Regions from separate parts of the Homo sapiens genome. Here region 2 is linked to region 1. The links are chromatin contacts, found by Hi-C or POLR2A ChIA-PET in ENCODE. All regions are on one chromosome and are shown on one strand. The core of a region is the stretch at or near the end of the contact, and the rest is flanking DNA. Distances in the headings are between cores, read along the strand shown. Region 1 holds the start of PAXIP1-AS2 (PAXIP1 antisense RNA 2). Region 2 holds the start of DYNC2I1 (dynein 2 intermediate chain 1).

Region 1 (7,459 bases), core at 4,960-7,459:
GACTGAGTTCTCACAAGATCTGGTTGTTTAAAAGTGTGTAGCACTGCCATGCAGGGTGGCTCACACCTATAATCCCAGCATTTGGGGAGGCCAAGGTGGGCAGATCACCTGAGGTAAGGAGTTCGAGACCAGCCTGACCAACATGGTGAAACCCTGTCCCTACTAAAAATGCAAAAATCAGCTGGGCATGGTGGCACACACCTGTAATCCCAGCTACTTGGGAAGCTGAGGCAGGAGAGTCACTTGAACCCGGGAGGAGGAGGCTGTGGTGAGCTGAGGTCATGCCACTGCACTCCAGCCTGGGCAACAGAGCAAGACTCCATCTCATAAAAAGAAGTGTGTAGCACCTCCCTGTGTTCTCTTCCTCCTGCTGGCCATGTAAGACATGCCTGCTTCCCCTTTGCCTTCCACTGTGATTGAAAGTTTCCTGAGGCCTCCCCAGCCATGCTTCCTGTACAGCCTGCAGAACCAAGAGCCAATTAAACCTCTTTTCCTTACAAATTACCCAGTATCAAGTTGTTCTTCATAGCAATGCAAGAACGAACTAATAGTCTTCTTTAGATGAGAAGTGTTAACTGCCTTCTACTTCAGCAGCACAAAGTTTAGCAGGCAGTACTCAATAAGGTCTATACCATTTTGGTTGAAGAGAGTTATTTAAGAAATGTTGTGTCCAATAGATGAAATCTCGTGGGTCAAGTCCATGGTCTTTGAAGTTTTCTTCTCCCAGGAGCTCACTGTGAAAAGATTCTTCTACCGATTCATAATTTTTAGTTAATTGCCTCATTAAGCCATTGCAATAGCTAAATATGTCTCCTTTACTATTAAAGGCTATAGATCTGCCTGCTGTAATTTTTAATGGAGATAACTGGTGTTTACCAAAAGGGATCGACCTCAGATTAAGCAGAAACAGTGGAAGAGCTTTTAGCCAAGGAATTTGAAAGACCTCCATTAATTTTGCCAGTTGAGCTTTGATTATTCTGTTTGTGTGGTCCACTAACCCAGATGACTGGGGGTGGTCAACACAATGGAAATACTGGAGAATGGGCCAAATTTAACGTACTGGTTGGATGACTTATCCAGTGATCCCAGTGTCTCTGTCATTATGAAGCTCCAGAGGAACTCCCCAGGCTGCAATAATGTTTTCTAAGAGAATTGTACTCACCCTAAGGTCATTGCTCTTCTACATAGAAACACCTGCACCCAATGAGAAAACATGCCAATCATTACCAAAATATATGTGTATATTTGTGAGAGCGGCAACTGGACGGAATGTAATTGCCATACTTTGACAGAGGCCTCCCTGGATTATTTTGGGGGCAAAGGTAACAACTGTACATCCTGTGTGCTACAGTCAGAGAAGGTTTCCAAAATATCGTTTCCCTCAAGCAATCACTCTGTCAGGCTCTGGGGAGTTATGTCATGTGCATAAGTTAGAAATGATAACAAAAATTCAGCATGAAGTAGAAGCATGTTGTTTGATCCATATCATACCTCGTCTTTGGGGGAGTATGTTCCCCCTCTTTGCTTTCCAACTTTTATGTTCTGGTTTTGGAGCCCAGATTGAGGTAATTTTATACAAATGCAGGTGTTTCTTTTAAGATTACTGTAGATTATTTTTCTTGTTTAGATACATTTACAGTAGCTCTTTTTACTACCTTATTAGCTAGCTGATTTCCTTTGCTTTCTGGAGTGTTTGATTTAGAATGGCCTGGAATTTTAATTATGGCCAGTGACTTTGGTAATAATATGGCTCCCAACAATTGTGAAATGAGGTGTCCATTTTTTATGGATTGACCAGAAGAGGTGAAAAATCCTCTGTTTCCATAGCATTCCAAAATCATGAGCTACTCTGAAAGCATATTTACTGAATATTAGTAATGAATATTATCAACAATTATTCCTTTCGCCAACTGACAAACCCTGATCAATGCAATTCTGCTTGTTGATGTGAGGTGGCTTCTGGAAGGTAAGCCTTTCTATTTCTTCAGTTGAAGATACTGTTGTGTAACCTGCTCGGTAAGTCCCTGATCCATCCTTTAAATAAGAGCTGCCTGTAACTCAAACAACATCAGCATTAATCAGTGGAGTCTCTTGCAAGTCAGTCCTAGGAAAGAGGAGCCAATCAACTGGGGCTATGTGATTATGCAGTGTTTCATCTGAAAATGAAGGCAGAAGAGTGTCAGGATTTAGGTTACACCTGGAGATGGTGATAGGAGAAGCTGAAAGAAGTAAAACTCATGTGAAGCTCGTCTACTAATTGAATAATGTCCAGTGTGGTGTGAGTTTAGTGATGCTTCCACAGAATGAGGGATAAAAACAGTAAGGGGAGTTCCCACCACAGTTCCTTGGGTCATCTTAATGAACAAGGTGGTTGCTGTTATATCTCTCATGCAAAGAGGCAATCCTTTGGCTACCGGGCCTAACTGTTGGCTGTAATGCCCTACAGGTCTATTTCAGCCTTCATGTTTCTGAGTCAGATTATCTAAAGCATTTCCATCATTTTCATGTACAAACAATGAAAATGTGAGGTTATAATTTACATGCCCCAAAGAAGAGGCATTGGCAAGACCATTCTTAGTCATTTCTAATGTTAGTTGACTTTCTTTTATCCAGTCTAGAGGGTTTAAAGTTCTCTATTAAGAGGGCATATAAGGAAGGTGGGCGCAGTGGCTCATGCCTGTAATCCCAGGACTTTGGGAGGCCAAGATGGGTGGATCAATGAAGGTCGGGAGTTCAAGACTAGCCTGGCCAACATGGTGAAACCCCGTCTCAAGTAAAAATACAAAAATTAGCCAAGTGAGACTCTGTCTTAAAAACAAAAAGGAGGGCATATAAGGATTGGGCTTTTAAATAAAAATTTGGAATCCAATTTCTACAATATCCTGCCAGTCCTAAAATCCCACTCAACCATCTCTTCATTCTTGGTTGTAAAAAGCTGAGATCCTTTCTAGTCTGTCTGAATTAATAAAACATCCTTCCTTGGATATTAGGTGGCCTAAGTATATCACTTGTCTTCGACAAAATTGAAGTTTCTCTTTAGAGACTTTGTTTTCTTAGGGCTGCCTTTTGTAATAAATGTAGCCCATCATTCACAGAACATCTTGTTTGCTCTCCAAGATGGAAGTCATTTATTTACTGGATTAATGTATGCATTTCCAGGAAATTAACATCTGAGAGGCCTATTTTTAATATTTTTGAAAAGTAAGTCAGGCTTTCAGCATATCCTTGGAGGCCTGTGTGACCCAGTGTATTGTCTGTTTTCCCAAGTGAAGGCAAAGAGAAATTGGCTATTTTTGTCTACAAGAATGCTAAAGAATGTACTACATAAGTCTATGACTGTAAGGAATTCCACATTAGAAGGAATGGCTGTGAGTAACATAGGCTTGTGCAGTATAGGGTGCCATGGGATTGCCATGTTGTTTATTGCTCTCAAGTCTTGTACAAACCTCCATTCTCTAACATTTGGTTTTCTTACCAGGAGGATTGGGGTATTACAATGGCTTGTACAAGGAATGAACAGTCATCTTTCTATATAATCTGACATTATAAGCTTTATCCCTCCTAGAGCTTTAGTTCTCAAGGGGTATTGTCTTGTATTTTGAAGATGTTTCCATGGGTATATTTAAATATTTATTGGAGTAGCTGAGATGATAGTTTCTATATCAATGGAGGACACTGACCACAATGGATCAAGTACTGTCTTTAGTACATTTTGTAATTCTTCATTAAGCAATAATTCATTGTCTTTCATGGCAATATGGATTGCAATTGGATTAGATTTTGAAAATTTTATTAAAATATCTGTTGTGTCTCAAAGTTGAGTTTTATAATCTAATTTTAAATATATTTCCTTCCTTTGAGAGAAAGAAATGTGGGTATCACATAATTCTAAGCAGTTTCTTCCTGTTGAATGGATGGGGTCTGATGGAACAAAGAGGAGGGCATGAGTTCCTTGTAACGAACACTGTTGAAAGGTTACAGGCTGAGATTGGTATGCCAATACAGGAGGATTGTGATGCCCACCATTTGAATTCTTTGTTTACTGCAAGGAATGGGACCTTGTACCAAGATGGGATTAATTCCAGATAATGTGGCTCCAGTGTCAATAAGTGCTTGTGTTAGTTCTCCATTTATAATAATTTTTATTTCTCCCAGTGTTAGTAAGGAGGAAATGAAAGGCCCCTTTAAGTTCCTTGGAGCACCCCTGTTTTCTTTTCTGCCTCCACTGGTTAACATTCTTTCCTTTTTCATTTTTGGCAACTCTTTTGAAAGTAATCATGCTTTTTGCAAAAATTGCAAAGTGGAAGGTTAGGTCCATTAGGGAGTTTCTAGGGGTATTGTGAAGGCCAAAATTGTGTGAATAGTTGTTTTAATTGTAAATTCATAATTGTATTAGCCTCGCTCTTTTGTTTGGCTTCCCTCTCTCTTTCTTCTTCAGTTAAGGTATCAGATAACCGGTCAATGAGACTGACCAAATCATGAGTATCAGAAGTGGCCCAACTTTGTCTTTTCATTGTTAGTTCCAATTCATCTAACTCATTTGTTAAACTGGAGTCGAGTATCATTTCGATGATTAGCACAGCTTTCTTCGGATAAAACTAAATATTCTTTAAAATTTTTTCCACAGCCCTCAAAGTATATTACTGACTCATCTGAATTTTGTTGATATTGTATTTTGTTCCAGTTGACTACTCTGAAAAACTGAGGAGATAGCCTGATGCAAAGCCTTTGCTGTTCTTCAAGCCTGTCTATGGTCCTCTTCTGAACATTTATGAAGATCCCTAACAGATTTCTCCAGTGAGCTTTGTCTAGCCAGCCTTTAGCTTTAATTTTTGCTACTAACATGTGAATCTGTTGCTAGAAGTCAGAATAACTAGGGTCATAAGCTTGGATATTTAATTCAAATTTCCTAGCAAAACCAATAGGAACCTGGTGAAGATCAAGGAATTCTTTTAACTATGCCTGTAAGTTTGATCATGATTGATAAAGCAGGTTCCCCTCTACCAGATGCTGGATGAAATGGAGCCAAACCAGTGGGAGCAGGAGGAGGGGCAGGAGGAGGAGGAGGAGAAGGTCAATCAGGGCTGGGTAGTTCTGACAAGGAGGCTTAGAGAGACAGGGGAGCAGGGAGAGAAGAAGACATTTCAGTGTTTTTTAAAATTCAGTAATGGTTTTAGAGTGCTTTTTATTTTCTTCCTCTAAGGGAAGAATTCTGTCAAAACCTCTTTTGGATGCTTCTGGGTGCCATTGGAAGTAACTCTCTTAATTATTTTATTTGATTCCATAGCTGGCTTTTTAAAATTGTGCATATAAATAAACTAATCTAGCTATTTCAAAGATAATTCTCTTTGATCATTGTAATTTAGGATCTTCTTAGGTCAAATAAGACCATTTCTCCAACTATCGACAGGAGGTGGCGCCATAAGTCTTGTACATAAACCCCGCTGGAGTTTCCAAAGGTGCATTGCTTAATGAGGGCTTGGTTATAGATGGATAATTGCTCATAATTTGGATTCTCTTTTAAAATGCCCAAAGGCTAAAAGGGAAAAGTGTTTGGGGTCCAGTGTGCTGCTTAGTAGGGATTATTCCTGGAGGTATCACCTACAAGTAGCTTCTTCCCTCTTACCTACCTCAGAGAAACCCAGACATTTCTGGGAGTTCAAGGCACTGGGTGACGAACCCCTTGTGTGTTGTGTGCCCCGGGGGTTAAGCAGCTCTCCCTGTGAGTTCTTCTCTGGGGTTTGTTGTGAGCTTCCACACCCTTGTGTTACCTCCATTGCCTAAGGTGCCTTTCAGCTGGGAGAAAGAGTCCTTTTTGTCTTCAGCTTATCACGTCCTCATTCCAACCTTTTACAAATTTTGGGTGACTCAGGAAGAAACTTTAAATCTCAATGTTAACCAAGATCCAAAGCCTGGCTGGTTTAAAGCCACAAATTTGGCTTAAGCCACAAACATTCACTTTCTCCTTTTACAAAGAAAACTGCTTTCTCTTTAACCAAATGTCAAATGAGAGAAAAGGTTACAAACTTGAGCAAGTAAAAAAATGTCCAATGAGAGAAAAGGTTACAAACTTGAGCAAGTAAAATGTCCAATGAGAGAAAAGGTTACAAAAGAGCAAGTAAGACGAACGAAAACTTAACCTAATAGAAAAGTGAAACCACAAACCTGCCAATAGCAGAATCTTTAGAGAAATGACGCGAAACTCCTGCCTTAAAGCCCTAAATGGCGGCTTCAATATCAGTCCCACTGAGCATGAAATTCATTTACTTAAATAAAATCTGAATCTCAGCCCAAACCTGGGAGATTCAAAACCTGAGAGCGGTCTTACCAAAGACGCCCGTATGTCTGGTGAAGTCAGTTGGATGCAAGCAGTTTGTGCTGGTACCAGGGCCCCAGCTACTGATGAAGTGGCAGGAGTCCACAGAAGCCTACTTCGAAGTTCCCGGGGCTTCCAGGGGAGGTGAGAACACAAGTGATGGGAGAGCCTGGGGAGGGACTGTCTGGTGAGTAAAGGTTGTGCTGCTCTGTGGATGAAATGTCTCTGAGGTCGTAAACATCTCAGAGCCGCCTTCGGGAGAACGGGTGATAGTCATCTGGGCTGATGTCACCTCCAGTGTCCTCTCCTGTGATCTGTGTTAATCCTCCCAGATTGACGAGATTCCTGGGGAGGCGATTCATGACAGCTGAGTTCCTTTTGGAGGATCCGTCTTCAGGCAGGTAAGGGGAGCTCAGAGGAAACCTCTGCCTGCATCCGCTGATTCCCAAGTGCCCTCAGCTCACAGGGATCAGCACTCCCAAGTGCCATGGGGGTGGCATTTCCTGAACTCCTTCAAAGCAATAACAACAGGCTGGGCGTGGTGGCTTACGCCTGTAATCCCAGCACTTTAGGAGGCTGAAGTGTGAGGATTGCTTGAAGCCAGGAGTTCAAGACCAGCCTGGGCAACATAGGGAAACCCTGTCTCTACAAAGAATTAAAAGAAAACTTAGCCAGGAATGGCAGTGCACACATGTGGCCCCGCCTACTCGGGAGACTGAGGTGGGAGGAGTGCTTGAGCCAGGTGGTTGAGGCTGCAGGGAGCTGTGATTGCACCACTGCACTCCAGCCTGGGCAACAGAGTGAGACTCTATCTCAAAACAAACAAACAACAACAACAAAAGTGAAACAATAACAACAACTTTTACAAAACGGACATTTGGGATCTACATGCCACACTCCTAAATGCGTCTCTTAAGCAACAGGTGTCACAGTCTTAAACCTTGTCCTTACCCTCTTCATTCTAGGCACCTGTTTCATTCCAGGTAGGGCTTCCTCCTGGTTTCCTAACACAGCGGGTTGAGATGAACAGCAGAGAAGGACACTGCACACCTCTGCAGGGTCTCCCCTCTGGCCCACCAGCCCTCCCTTCTCCAGCAGTGAAGACCTCACTATGTCATCCAGGCAGGAATAATATAGACAGAA
Region 2 (7,459 bases), core at 2,068-4,567, 3.9 Mb after region 1:
TCTGAATGGACCACTCCTCCTTGGCCAAGGGCATTCCAAACTTAACCTGAAGAAGTAGTTCAGGACATGATGGGAAGAGGGAGATGGACATGCCTCATGATACCCTCCTCCCTTTTGGAATCACGGATGGAACAGGCTTCTTTAAGTCTGGTAAGAAGCATTTACAGTCGATTCTCTCTGAAGCCTGCTACCTGGAGGCCTCATCTGCATGGGGTGACCAAGGTTTTCTTGGTCATTATCAGTGTGAAGTTGAACAGTCTTTCGTTTTAGACCTTAGTTTTTATGAGCTGGACTTGTAACCGCCCAACAGGTTCTCCTTGCCGGCTGCTCAGACAGAGATGATTTATCTAGATAGGAAATTGCAATAGAGAAAGAATTTAATTCACGCAGAGCCGGCTGTATGGGAGACCAGAGGTTTTTTTTTTTTTTTTTAGATGGAGTTTTGCTCTTGTTGCCCAGGCTGGAGTGCAGTGGCGCGATCTTGGCTCACTGCAACCTCCCACTCCTGGGTTCAAGAGAGTCTCCTGCCTCAGCCCCCAAGTAGCTGGGATTACAGGCATGTACCACCACACCCAGCTAATTTTGTATTTTTAGTAGAGACGGGCTTTCTCCATGTTGGTCAGGCTGGTCTCAAACTCCCGACCTCAGGTGATCTGCCTGCCTCAGCCTCCCAAAGTGCTGGGATTACAGGCATGAGCCACCATGCCCAGTGGAGTTTTATTATTGCTCAAATCAGTGTCCCCCAAAATTTGAGGATTGGAGTTTGAAGGATAATTTAGTGGGTGGGGGGGCGTTGAGAAGTGGGGAGTGCTGATTGGTAGGATTGGAGATGAAATCAGGGAATCCAAGCTGTCTTCTTGCGCTGAGTCAGTTCCTAAGTGGGGGTCACAAGACCAGATGAGCCAGTTTATCCATCTGGGTTGCACCAGCCGACCCATTGAGTGAAGGGACTGAAAAATGTCTCAAGCACCAATCTTAGGTTTTACAATAGTGATATTATCCCTAGGAGTAATTGAGGAGGTTTAGAATCTTGTGGCCTTTAGCTGCATGACTCCTAAACCATAATTTCTAATCTCATGGCTAATTTGTTAGTCCTCCAAAGGCCATCTAGTCCCCAGCAAGAAGAGGGTTTGCATCATTCTCAGCAAACTATCACAAGAACAGAAAACCAAACACCGCATGTTCTCACTCATAAGTGGGAGTTGAACAATGAGAACACATGGACACAGGGAGAGGAACATCACACGTGGGGGTCTGTCGGGGGGGGCTGGGGGATAGCATTAGGAGAAATACCTAATGTAGATGACGGGTTGATGGGTGTCGCAAACCACCGTGGCATGTGTATACCTATGTAACAAACCTGCACGTTCTGCACATGTACCCCAGAACTTAAAGTATAATAATAATAAAAAAAGAGAAGGGGGTTTGTTTTGGGAAAGGGCTGTTATCTTTCTTTCAAAGTTAAACTATTCTACGACCAGGAATGGACAAGGACAGCTTGGAGGTTAGAAGCAAGATGGAGTCAGGTTAGATCTCTTTCACTGTCATAATTTTCTCAGTTCTAATTCTTGCAGAGGTAGTTTCAGACTTAAGTTGCAGATCTAAAGTTACAATTGGCGTGTCTTTGTTTAAGTGAGGACACACATCTTGAAAGGTCTCCAGGCTGGCAAAACATTTACACCTGGGAGACTGGTGGGGGCCAAGGTGCCCGGCCCTGCCTTCACGGGGGCCTGGCTGGCAGGAGCCTTGCAGCCTGCAAAGCAACAGCTGTGCATTTGGAAGAGGGTGTTGGGCGACTCGGCTTGCAACCACCCAAGGGGTTCACCTTGCCCGCTGCCTAGACAGAGCCTATCGAGATGGGGGAATTGCAATAGAGAAAGAGTAATTTACACAGAGCTGGCTGTGCAGGAGACTAGAGTTTTATTATTACTCAAATCCATCTCCTTGAGCATTGAAGCATTCAGGGATCAGAGTTTTCAAGGATAACTTGGGTGGGGGGAAGCCAGTGAGCCAGGAGTGCTGATTGGTCAGAGATGAAATCATAGGGAGTCAAAGCGGTCTTCTTGCCCTTATCAGTTCCTGGGTGAGGGGCCACAAGATCTGATGAGCCAGTTTATTGATCTGGGTGGTGCCAGCTGATCCATCAAGTGCAGGTTCTGCAAAATATCTCAAGCACTGATCTTAGGAGCAGTTTAGGGAGGGTCAGAATATTGTAGCCTCCAGCTGCATATTAGAAACTACTCCTAAAACGTAATTTCTAATCTTGTGGCTAACATCAGTCCTACAAAGGCAATCAAGTCCCCAGGCAAGAAGGCCTGCTTTGGGAAAGGGCTGTTACCGTCTGTGTTTAAATTATAAAATATAAACTAAGTTTCTCCCAAAGTTAGTTCAGCCTACTGCCAGGAAGGAACAAGCACAGCTTGGAGGTCAGAAGCAAGATGCTGTGGGTTAAGTTACACCTCTTTTACTGCCTCAGTCATAATTTTGAAAAGGCGGTTTCAGGCTTTCAGCCCTAACTTTCCCTTTGGCTGAAGGAGTTCGGAGGTCCTGAGAGTTTTTGATTTTCCCTTACGTGTTGTATAAAAACAGTCTCTCAACGTTGATTCCTGCCTACCTTACTGCTTGTTTTTATCAAAAGACGACATATGGGAATATAATTTGTTAAGTGCAAAGCCTTATTCAAATGTAAAGCTCTTTTCTTTTTTTTTTTTTTTTTTTTGAGACAGAGTCTCGCTCTGTCGCCCAGGTTGGAGTGCAGTGGCGTGATCTCCGCTCACTGCAAGCTCCGTCTCCCAGGTTCACGCCATCCTTCTGCCTCAGCCTCCCGAGTAGCTGGGACTACAGGCGCCTGCTACTGCGCCCAGCTATTTTTTTTTTTTGTATTTTTAGTAGAGACGGGGTTTCACCGTGTTAGCCAGGATGGTCTCGATCTCCTGACCTCATGATCCACCCGCCTCCGCCTCCCAAAGTGCTGGGATTACAGGGGTGAGCCACCGCGCTCGGCCTCAAACGTAAAGCTCTTTTCAATATCTGCTCTCCCTTTCTATCTTCCCCGACTGTCAGTCCGGTCCCGTGGGAACCCGGGGCGGGTTGGGGCGAGTCAAGAGCCCCTGCACCCCAAGTCAGGGTACTGCACCTACCCCTTGGGGAGACCAACGACCGCTCGGTCCTCTGCTGCTCCTGCCTGGCGGTTGCTAGGAGCCGGGGAAGCGCAGGCGCATTGGGAGGGGCCGCGGGCACGCCGAGCAGCGACCACTCGGCCTTCCCCTGCTCCTGCCTGCCAGGTGCTAAAAATGCCGGGGATGCGCAGGCGCACTGGGAGAGGCCGCAGGGCACGCTGGGCAGTGCTTCTGGGCCCTCTGCTGCTCCTGCTTGTCGGTTGCTAGGCGCTGGGACGCGCCTCCCGAAGGGTGCGGGGCACAGGTGGCCTCTTCGGGGTGGACCGCGCCTGGCCGGGGCCGAGGACACCGCGGCCGCCCGGGCCTGCGGGAAGCGATGGAGCCCGGGAAGGTCGGTGCGGCGCTGGGTCTGGGCGAGGGGTGGTCGAGCTTCGCGGACTCCTTCGGGCGCCGCTAGCAGCGCCGCCGCCGCCCTCCCTTTGCGCAGCGGTTCTCTCGGCCGGGCCGGGGCTTCCCGGAGGAGCCGCGGTGCCTCCGAGGCAGGAAGGGAAACGGAGGCGCGGCTGGCCGTCGGCGCGAGGGATGGCAGGACGCCGGGCTCCCGGCGGTCGGGAGAGGCGGTCTGTGCAGCCTCAGGCCTGGGGTCGCCGCCGCGGCCCGTCTCCTCGCGCCCGGCCTGGAGGCGGCCTCGGCCCCTGCTGCGGGGCCGGGGTGGCTGAGGAGACATATTTAAAAGTTTATTAAATTTTAGCTGACTTAAGTTTAAATATGACTTGTCACAGTTTAAGAGGTTGAGAGAGTGCAGCCTGGGTGCTTGAGTTTGAATTCAGGATTTTGTATTTACTTGTATGACCTTGGCAAACTCACTTAACATGTCTTGTTTCCTAATTCATTCAATGGGCACAATAATAATAGCAACATTATAGGGTGTTTAAGAAGGTTAAGTGAGATATTATGTGTAAAAGTGCATAGACCAGTGCCTGCTTTCATTAACACTCAATAAATGTTAGATATTACTGTATTATTCTTATCTATTGATTCCCCACTGAAAGATGAGGAATTTAATTTGCATACATTTTCTTCTACCTTCACTCCTATTATTTTTTCCCCATCACTTACCTTTATGTGTTGAATAATACTCCTTAATTTGTATTTTATGTTATATAAACCTTAGGTTTTTGTTTTTTTTTTTTTTTTGAGATGGAGTCTCACTCTGTCACCAGGCTGGAATGCAATGGCACGAACTTGGCTTACTGCAACCTCCGACTCCAGGGTTCAAGAGATTCTCCTGCCTCAGTCTCCCGAGTAGGTGGGATTACAGATGTCCGCCACCAAGCCCAGCTGATTTTTGTATTTTTAGTAGAGATGAGGTTTCACCGTGTTGGCCAGGATGGTCTTGATCTCCTGACTTCGTGAGCCACTGCACCCGGCCTTTTTTTTTTTTTTTTTTTAAAGATAATTCCCCTTGTCGCCCAGGCTGGAGTACAGTGGCACGATCTCTACTCACCGCAACCTCCAACTCCTGGGTTCCAGCGATTCTCCTGCCTCAGCCTCCCGAGTAGCTGGGATTACAGGCAGGTGCCACTATGCCTGGCTAATTTTTGTATTTTTAGTAGGGATGGGGTTTCTCCATGTTGGTCAGGCTGGTCTCGAACTCCTGACCTCCGGTGATCCGCCCGCCTTGGCCTCCCAAAGTGCTGGGATTACAGGCGTGAGCCACCGCGCTAGGCCAACCTTAGATAGTATTTTTTAACTTTCCCCTAGTTAAGATTAAGAAGCTACTGCCCTGCACTCCCCATTTCTCCCTAAACCCACTAATTTCCTGACCCTGTCATCTTCTATGCTATTCTCTTTACATTTCTTTAAGTTACTCTGTAACTTACATTGTCCGTGATTTGTTTATAGGTTGATTTTAAAAATGAAAACCAATAAACACTATAACATCATGGTTATATACGTTTTCATTGCAGAACCAAATAGTCAGATTGGACCAATAGATACAATGGAGTCCTGTATTCTAAGCTCACTCTACTCAGGGAACAATGTTTCTGGTGTCAGGGTCAAAGGGGTCATCTTTTGTTACATTCAGTTAATGTACCACAATGAAGTTTGCTTATCATTTGGACCATGTCTTTCATAAATGGCCCTATTTGCCCTGTTTTTTTAGTTTTGGCAAAAAAGAACATAAGCTGTTTTAAATTTTTAAACCTTATGATGTCTTCTAGCTTATTAGTGTCATATTACCTGTTTAATGAAATTCTCTTAAATTCTTCCCAGAGCTCACTGACTTTATGTTCTCATCAGGACAAATTGTTTTCTAGACATGCACAGAGCTATGATCTGGGAATTCTTTCTCATTGTGCTTCTGGGTTAGGCCTACTGTTTCTTGGATCAAGTGTCTCCCTCTTTTTTGAAATCTCCATGCTTTTTCCAGTGGAGTATCCCCTCCCCCCACTTTCCTCTCCCCTCCCCCCTCCCCTTTCCCCTCCCTTCCTCTCCCCTCCCCTTTCCCCTGCCCTCCCCTTTCCCCTCCCTTCTCCTCCTCTCCCCTCCCCTCTCCCCTCCCCCCTCCCCTTTCCTTTCCTCCCCTCCCCTCCCCTTTCCTCCCCTCCCCTTTCCTCCCCTCCCCCCCTTTCCTTTCCTCTCCTTTCCTTTCTTCAGAGTCTTGCTCTTTCACCCAAGTTGGAGTGCAGTGACACGCTCACAGCTCACTGCAGCCTAAACCTCCCAGGCTCAAGCAACGCTCTTGCCTTGGCTTCCCAAAGTGCTGGGACTACAGGTGCGAGCTACCATGCCTGGCCTGTCGCATACCTTTTTAGACAAGAGTATATGTGGGAAGAAAACTGTATGCCCTAAGAATATCCTTATTATACTGATAGATTGTTTAAGAGTTTGGCTTAGCATAGAATTCTAGGAGCAAAATAATTTCCCAGAACTTTGAAGATGGTTTACTTTTGTCTTCTAGCAGTGTGTTTGGCTGATGAGATATCTTTGTGAGTAACATTTTCTTTCTCTCCAGAAGATTTAGGATCTTTATCTGTGATGTTTTGAATATGGATGTAGTTTGTTATAGATCTTTTTTCATTCGTTATTTTTGACATTTGACTGTCCCTTGGGGTTTTATTCTGATACATATTTAATACATAAAATTCATTTTTTTTGAGACAGAGTCTCGCTCTGTCGCCCAGGCTGGAGTGCAATGGCGTGATCTCAGCTCACTGCAACCGCCACCTCCCAGGTTAAAGCGGTCCTCCTGTCTCAGGCTCCTGAGTAGCTGGGATTACAGATGTGTGTCATCACGCCCAGCTAATTTTTGTATTTTTAGCAGAGACGGGATTTCATCGTGTTGTCCAGGCTGGTCTTGATCCGCCCACCTCGGCCTCCCAAAGTGCTGGGATTATAGGCATGAGCCACTGTGCCAGGCCAGTAAATAAACATTTTTAAAGTAGCAAAAGCAACAGATCTCAGAGCTGGATATTTCCTGGCAACTAATGAATTCCTGTAACAGGTTCTCAATTGCAAGTCGGTCTTTAACTTTTTAGGAAGTTAACCCATGGGTCATTAGAATCTAATTATGTAACTATTAGGCTGTGATATAGAATTAATTAGTATAGTCTATTTCATAAGGTAAGGGGAAGGATAAAGTTTTCATGAGATTACTGGAATAAAATTGTATTGGATTATTTTGGTATTAGAGTTTTTTTTTTTTTTTGGAGACGAAGTCTCACTCTTGTCCCCTAGGCTGGAGTGCAGTGGTATGATCTCAGCTCACTCCATTCTCTGCCTCCCGGGTTCAAGCAGTTCTCCTGCCTCAGCCTCGCAAGTAGCTGAGATTACAGGCATGCACCACTATGCTGGGCTAATTTTTTTTATATTTTTAGTAGAGACACGGTTTCACCATGTTGGCCAGGCTGGTCTGGAACTCCTGACCTCAGGTGATTCACCAGCCTCAGTCTCCCAAAGTGCTGGGATTACAGGCGTGAGCCATCTCACCCCGCTGGTATTATAGCTTTTAGTATACACCAAGCATTTCTTTCAGTTTGTTTCATTGTACTTAGTTGCTCACATAATTAATCTGATGAATATAAATAGTTTTATGTTCTTTATTTGTACTGAGATCATACCAAGTTTCAGTATGTCGTAGCTATTGGAAAAAACTTAATGGTACCTTTGCAGGCTTTACACCTGCCTGCATGGTGACAATTTTCTTTAATATTAGCTCTTTCAAAACTCTTTAATTTATCTTGTTTACAATGTGTATGACTATTAATTTTTATGGTCAATGAAAATTTTAGAAATTTCTAAGTTTTTTTGTTACATACCAAACAATTGATAGGTAA

What was found. A loop is a pair of places that touch in the nucleus more often than their neighbours do. ChIA-PET counts read pairs that join two places held with the same protein, here RNA polymerase II (POLR2A). Pooled maps may share reads with other maps.
Region 2: a pooled map shows a loop between it and region 1 (6-fold over the local background). The contact joins the promoter of DYNC2I1 here to the promoter of PAXIP1-AS2 in region 1. A Hi-C loop is called at or near these places in 1 of 50 pooled maps. POLR2A ChIA-PET finds 5 or more read pairs at or near these places in 2 of 52 experiments (PC-3 and activated B cell).

Annotation. Positions count from the first base shown.
Region 1 is chr7:154,922,308-154,929,766 of GRCh38, forward strand. It overlaps PAXIP1-AS2 (PAXIP1 antisense RNA 2), which reads left to right and starts at 6,210. Exons shown (of 8, transcript NR_024476.1): 1 at 6,210-6,460; 2 at 6,649-6,717. RefSeq lists enhancers at 6,291-6,350, 6,371-6,470, 6,621-6,840.
Region 2 is chr7:158,853,241-158,860,699 of GRCh38, forward strand. DYNC2I1 (dynein 2 intermediate chain 1) reads left to right here and starts at 3,318. Exons shown (of 25, transcript NM_018051.5): 1 at 3,318-3,510. The coding sequence starts at 3,496. LOC124901796 (a long non-coding RNA gene) reads right to left here and starts at 3,282. Exons shown (of 2, transcript XR_007060627.1): 1 at 3,141-3,282; 2 at 1,898-2,156. RefSeq lists a silencer at 3,374-3,843 and an enhancer at 4,194-4,735.